2 separate regions of the Homo sapiens genome follow, and region 1 is linked to region 2. Evidence: chromatin loops called from intact Hi-C (ENCODE). Cell type or tissue: GM12878. All regions are shown on one strand. Links, peaks and the distances in the headings refer to the core of each region. The heading gives the core; the rest is flanking DNA. Region 1 overlaps GPR107 (G protein-coupled receptor 107). Region 2 has its middle 1.6 kb from the start of MIR12126.

Region 1 (2,904 bases), core at 140-2,639, 110 kb before region 2:
ACTCTGTCACCCAGGCTGGAGTGCAGTGGCGCAATCTCAGCTCACTGCAACCTCCACCTCCCGGGTTCAAGCGATTCTCCTGCCTCAGCCTCCTGAGTAGCTGGGATTATAGGGATGCACCACCATGCCCAGTTAATTTTTGTTTTTTTAGTAGAGATGGGGCTTTGCAGTGTTGGCCAGGCTGGTCTCAAACACCTGATCTCAAGTGATCCGCCCACCTTGGCCTCCCAGTGTTCTGGGATTACAGGTGTGAGCCACCACACTTGGCCTCCTTCCATCTCTTCTGGCCTATAATTGAGATGATCTGTTTGTCCAGAAATGCTGCTGGATTCTATGAGGAATCTGAAAATAATTGCATTCTTGATTTTAGTTTTCAGTCTTAAAAGTCAAGAGAAAAGCTTCAGGTAGAGAAAGATTTGCCCTGAATCATTAGAACTTAGATGAGATGTGGTCCTTTCCTTTAGTTACAGGGCTGAGTAGTTAGAATTCAGGCTGCCCTTCTTCTTTGCCCATTTTATTATTTCGATAATAAGTATCTTTGCGACAAACTAGAACTAGCTTAACTACTAGAGGAAGCCACCAAATGACTTTTTTCTTGAATAACTCACTGGGTGCTGTAGGCACTGTGGGAGGAAGTGGGTATGTGGTGAGCTCTTAAAAGCTACCCATGAAGACTGGTGAAAGCACAGCAGAGCACAGCCTCGGAAATGTCAGCCCTGGGCAGGACACTCCTCGTTTAGGCCTCGGCAAGTCTAAGGAAAATGCCCTGTAGCAGGAAGTGGCATCTGAGTAAAGAACCATCGAGTGGTGGGTTGTGGGGAAATATGTCAGTTTGTTGAATTCCACTGCTTTCTGAAGAACAGTGTTGCTAATCTCTTTATTTTGGGGTGGTTTTTAAACTTGCAGCTCCTGGATGAAACGGCCACACTGGTCTTCTTTGTTCTAACGGGGTATAAATTCCGTCCGGCTTCAGATAACCCCTACCTACAACTTTCTCAGGAAGAAGAAGACTTGGAAATGGAGTCCGTGTAAGAAATCTTTCTTCCCTCTTCCTTAGCCCTGACCCCTTTGCCTAACACAAAGCAGCACAGTGTGAATCGGGTCGGCTGCTCTCAGCATTTCGTGGCTGCAGGGGTGGTTCCTCTATTTTTAGCAGAAGGAAGCGGACACTGGAGCCCCAGGCTGTCTGATCTGGTTTGAAGTACAGTATCTGCCAAACCTAGCTGGGTCTTGTCAGGGAAGATGGAACTTGCCGTTCCACTAAGCATCATTGGAGCCTGCTTTCAAGAACTCAGTGGCAAGAACTTAGGAATATACGTGGCCAGTTCACGAGGGAGAACAGGGGGCCGACTTTCTGTCAGGCCCGCCATCAGGCGCTTACGTCTGAAAATGGAATCTTCTGAGTCATCTCTAAGTCTGCTAATGATCCTCAGACATCCTCTATCGTCAGATAACTGCGTGGCTTTTCACAGCACAATGACTTTGACCTATATCTGAGCACTAATAGGGGCTTTTCTGAGTCACACAGTGAATGACTCTAGGGTCCTATTTTCTGGGAAAGGGCCATCATTGTCTAGAAAAATGAGTAGTGATTAAGCATATTTGCTTGTTAACTGAAATTTGATAAGCCAGGTCAATGCTGTGTTTGATGATTAGCCTAAGGCAGAGTTTTCCCTTCTTGGTTCACTGGTATCAAGTGTTCTGCCCCCAGCCCTGGCAGCCTTTGAATTCTTCCCAATTCAGAGGCTGAGACTCGGCCCATGCTAAGCTCTGCTTGGCTGTCAGCGGGTCAGGCAGCATGGGACAGCTCTCTCTGCTCAGCTCCACGGCAACAGTAAAGGAAGGCAGGTCCTGCCAGCGGGCGCCAAACAGCATCTCCCCATGCAGAGGAAGAAACACCTCCTTCTAAACAGTGGAGAGGAGTGCAGGAGGCCCATCAGCTGTGCCTTTCCCAGAAGTGGCAGGATCTGAGCAAGTGTCTGTTGGTTGAAGAGGCACACATGTCAGGCTGGCAACCAGCAGCATCAGGAAATAACCTAAGACGCGGTGTGTTTATCATTCCCCTGCTGGGAGCCTTTGGCTTGGTCCGTCCGCATAACACGGGGTTCTTTGGGTAGGCAGCTAGAAGCCGAGCGGCCGGGTCGCAGCATCGTCTCCTTTACTGCATTGTACTCCACAGTCGTAATGGGAGGTTCCCGCTTCCCACATCCTTTCCCTCAGCCGTTACATCTTGGAGCCTGGATGCATTATGAAGGTATTTTTGTTTCGTGGCAACAATTTTTTTAAAATTTTGTTTTGGTGCTTCTTTGACAACGCGGCCCACGCAGCTGCCCTCTGTGCAGCCATTACCCCACCAGGCCTGACACAGCTTCTCTCTCTGGGCCTGGGTATGAGGGCACAGTCCAAAGTAACACTGACTTTCTCTCTCTTTCCCCTTCTGTTTCTTTGACCATCTCTCTTTAGGCCTACCAGTTTTGGCAACAGAAGTTACCGGTCAATAATCAGCAAGTTAAAAAGTATCGGATGCGATTTCAATTATCAGACTTGGTAGCTGCCTCCTAGGCTGTGGGTATCCTCAATGATCTGAATTACTTCTGTCATCTTGAGGAGTGAGAGTGGAAGGAAATGTTTGGTGTGGGTTCCTGGGCCAGGAGGTTTTCTCCCTGGGGTTCCCATTCCAGAACGCTGTCCTCATTCATGGTTGCTGTTCACCTTTCACCACTCCCTGCATTATTTCATGTGGGCGAGGAACGTGTGTGGAAATGGGGATTGGGGACTAATAGACTTGTCTCTTCACCAGGTCTCCCCACACTTCCAGACCAGAAAACACTTTTTAGTTATAGAAATGGATATATCGGCTGGGTGCAGTGGCTCATGCCTATAATCCCAGCACTTTAGGAGGCC
Region 2 (2,904 bases), core at 266-2,765:
TAAAAAAATATGATAAAGAGTAAAACAAGCTTTTTTCTGACAGTCAGGGAGAAGGGTGGGAAGAGTCCCTTTGGTATCATTGTCAGATGACTGAGAGTAGGTCCCGTTTTAGTCACTGGACTGTTGGTTGCCCCCAGAGGTGAGGGGAAGTCTTTGTGATATTGTGGAGTGCCCACTTTATTCTTTGAGGATTCTGAAGACCCAATTCCTATGTTGGGCATCAAGAGGCCCTTCCTGCCTTAGAAGGGGCAGATCTGTGGAATGCCAGGGGCCCGAGCTGGGACCTGCAGGGGAAGGTGCAAGTGCTGGCCTGGAAGGAGGGAGAAAGGGAGCTCCCAGGCCAGACGTGGTGGCTCACGCCTGTAATCCCAGCACTTTGGGAGGCTGAGACAGGCGGATCACTTGAAGCCAGGAGTTCGAGACCAGCCTGGTCAACATGGTGAAACTCCACCTCTACCAAAAATACAAAAATTAGCTGGGCATGGTGGCGTGTGCCTGTAATCTCAGGTAGTCGGGAGGCTGAGGCAGGAGAACCGCTTGAACCCAGGAGGTGGAGGTTGCAGTGGGCCGAGATCACACCACTGCACTCCAGCCCGGGTGACAGAACGAGACTCCATCTCAAAAAAAACAAAAAGCAAAAAACAAAGGGAGCTCCCAGTCATGGGAAGGGAATCAGAGGGAACCCTGAGGTTCGGATTCTACCCCCATGCTCGTCCATCAGATCAACTAATACAAGCTGGATGCTGCTTAAGTGATTTCTAGGCAGAAGCCTAAAGCTAACCAGAATCCTTCACCCATTTCCACAGGGATGAATGAGAGCCTGGAGTGTATATGCTGGGCAGCCACAGTGCCAGGCTTCTGCCACAGCCTGTGATGAATGCTAGCCTGGTTCAAGAAGGAAGGCCGGGGGCGGTGGCTCATGCCTGCAATTCCTGCACTTTGGGAGGCCGAGGTGGGTGGATCACTTGAGGTCAGGAGTTCGAGACCAGCCTGGGCAACATGGCAAAACCCCATCTCTACAAAATACAAAAAAATTAGCCAGGCATGGTGGCACTCACCTGCAGTCCCAGCTACTCAGGAGGCTGAGATGAGAGAATTGCTTGGGCATAGTGAGGTCGAGGCTGCAGTGAGCCGTCATAGTGCCACTGCACTCCAGCCTGGGTGACAGAGAATGAGACTCTGTCCAAAAAAAAAAAAAAAAAAAAAAACAACAGCAGTAGCACACACAGGAAGGTTATGGACACCAGCCACAGATGGGCAGTGCCAGGCCAGTGACGCAGTATCGGGCGGGGATTGGGCTACTCTCCCTACCTCACTCCCCAGGGGCCTCCCTGGACAAGGGGAAACTTCAGCTACCCTTAAAGGATGGCAGGATGTACATGGGCAAGGAGGAGAGGCAAGGGCATTCCAGGCAGTGTACAGTAGGTGCAGAGGAAGGACTGCAGGAAATCGACACACAGGGGAAGAGAGGAATGCAAAGGAGTTAACGGCAGGTGCCTCCATGGCAATGAGACAGTAGATTTTTCCAGTGGATGACTCCGCACAGAAAGAAGAGGCACGAGGTCACCTTTTAAGAATTGATGCTGACTGGTACAGGCCTGGGCGCTCTGAGCACACAGCACCGAGGTCCGCCTTTCTGAGCTTCTTGGGAAGCCCCGCGGAACGGCTGTTCTCTGTAACTCCGCCCATTTTAACGATTAGCAAAGTGATAACAGGGACGAGCCAGGTCATAGCAACGGAAGCGGAGTGCTTGCCCTGTGCTGGGTTCACCCGCATTATCGCATTTAATCCTTGCAGCAGCGCCCCTTGAGGCCGGTGCTGGTATTACCATCCCACATTTTACAGACGAGGTCGCTGAGGCCCAGGGTGAAGGGGCTCCTCCAGTCTGACAGTTCGTGGGGGGCTTCCAGGCTCCGACGACATTGTCTTTGGTCAGACACAGGGAGCTGGGGGAGACTGCTTCTATTAAGTTCAGATCCGGCAGCGGCTTATTGCCCTGGTCCCTCCCAGATGCCTGTCGCGTGGGGAGGCGAGGTCTGCAGGGGAAGGCGCATGCCCCACTGAGATCCGTCAGTGCGGGCCCCGTGTCTGGAGGGAGAAGCAGCTCGGAGGTGGGTTGGAGGAGGCAGGGAGACTGAGGCAGGGGCAGGGGTCTGGGCCCACGAAGGAGGTCCCTCCCACAGCCTGCCAAGCACTGGGGGCACTGGATCCCAAGAGTGCCCCAGGGCCCCATTCCCAGGGGGGTGGCCACTCAGGTAAGCACTGTGGGCAAAGGTTGGGGGTGCTGAGTCTGGGGGCAGGACGGGGTGTGCCCCAGGGAGGGGTCCCCAGGGCACAGGAATGGAAATGGCAAGTGTGGGTAGGCAGGGTCTCAGGCACCCCTCCCAGCCCGGGCACACCCAGAGCTGCAGGTGGGGTTACCCGTGGGACTCCCTGTGCACCGTGTTACCTGGCAGATGGTACCCGGACCCATGGCTTGCATGCTGCTGCTGCCACCATTGTGGTCACTGCTATGCTCATGACCGGCTCTCAGCCCCTCCTGGCCCGTGGCTCTGCCACCACCGCTCCTGTGTGCTGTTCCTCTTATGCCCCATGAGGTAGCTACAGTTGTCCCCAGTTCCAGATGAGGAAACAGCTTCAGAGAGGCTCACTGACTTGCCTGGGGTCACACAGCTGATAAATGGCAGAGAGGGGGCCAGGCACGGTAGCTCACGCCTGTAATCCCAGCACTTTGGGAGGCCGAGGCGGGTGGATCCTGAGGTCAGGAGTTTGAGACCAGCCTGGCCAACATGGTGAAACCCTGTCTCTACTAAAAATACAAAAATTAGCCGGGCGTGGTGGCAGGTGCCTGTAATCCCAGCTACTCAGGAGGCTGAGGCAGGGAATTGCTTGAACCTGGGAGGT

Evidence for each region. A loop is a pair of places that touch in the nucleus more often than their neighbours do. Peaks named below come from ENCODE experiments on the same cell type or tissue, not always from the same donor. Only the 100,000 strongest peaks of a DNase experiment are listed, where the experiment ranks them.
Region 1: a loop joins it to region 2, with 3 times the contacts of the local background. A loop is called at or near these places in 11 of 110 quality-filtered maps.

Annotation. Positions count from the first base shown.
Region 1 is chr9:130,127,734-130,130,637 of GRCh38, forward strand. It overlaps GPR107 (G protein-coupled receptor 107), which reads left to right. Exons shown (of 18, transcript NM_020960.5): 17 at 907-1,028. Among named protein-coding and RNA genes, the nearest start is that of GPRACR, 15 kb to the right of the region's middle. RefSeq lists an enhancer at 1,225-1,444. In GM12878, for the core only: no CTCF peak of the experiment used is centred there; DNase peaks (open chromatin) are centred at 688 and 1,448; H3K4me3 peaks cover 1,164 bases; H3K27ac peaks cover 2,093 bases.
Region 2 is chr9:130,241,559-130,244,462 of GRCh38, forward strand. No RefSeq gene overlaps it. Among named protein-coding and RNA genes, the nearest start is that of MIR12126, 1.6 kb to the left of the region's middle. In GM12878, for the core only: a CTCF peak has its summit at 1,804; a DNase peak (open chromatin) is centred at 1,753.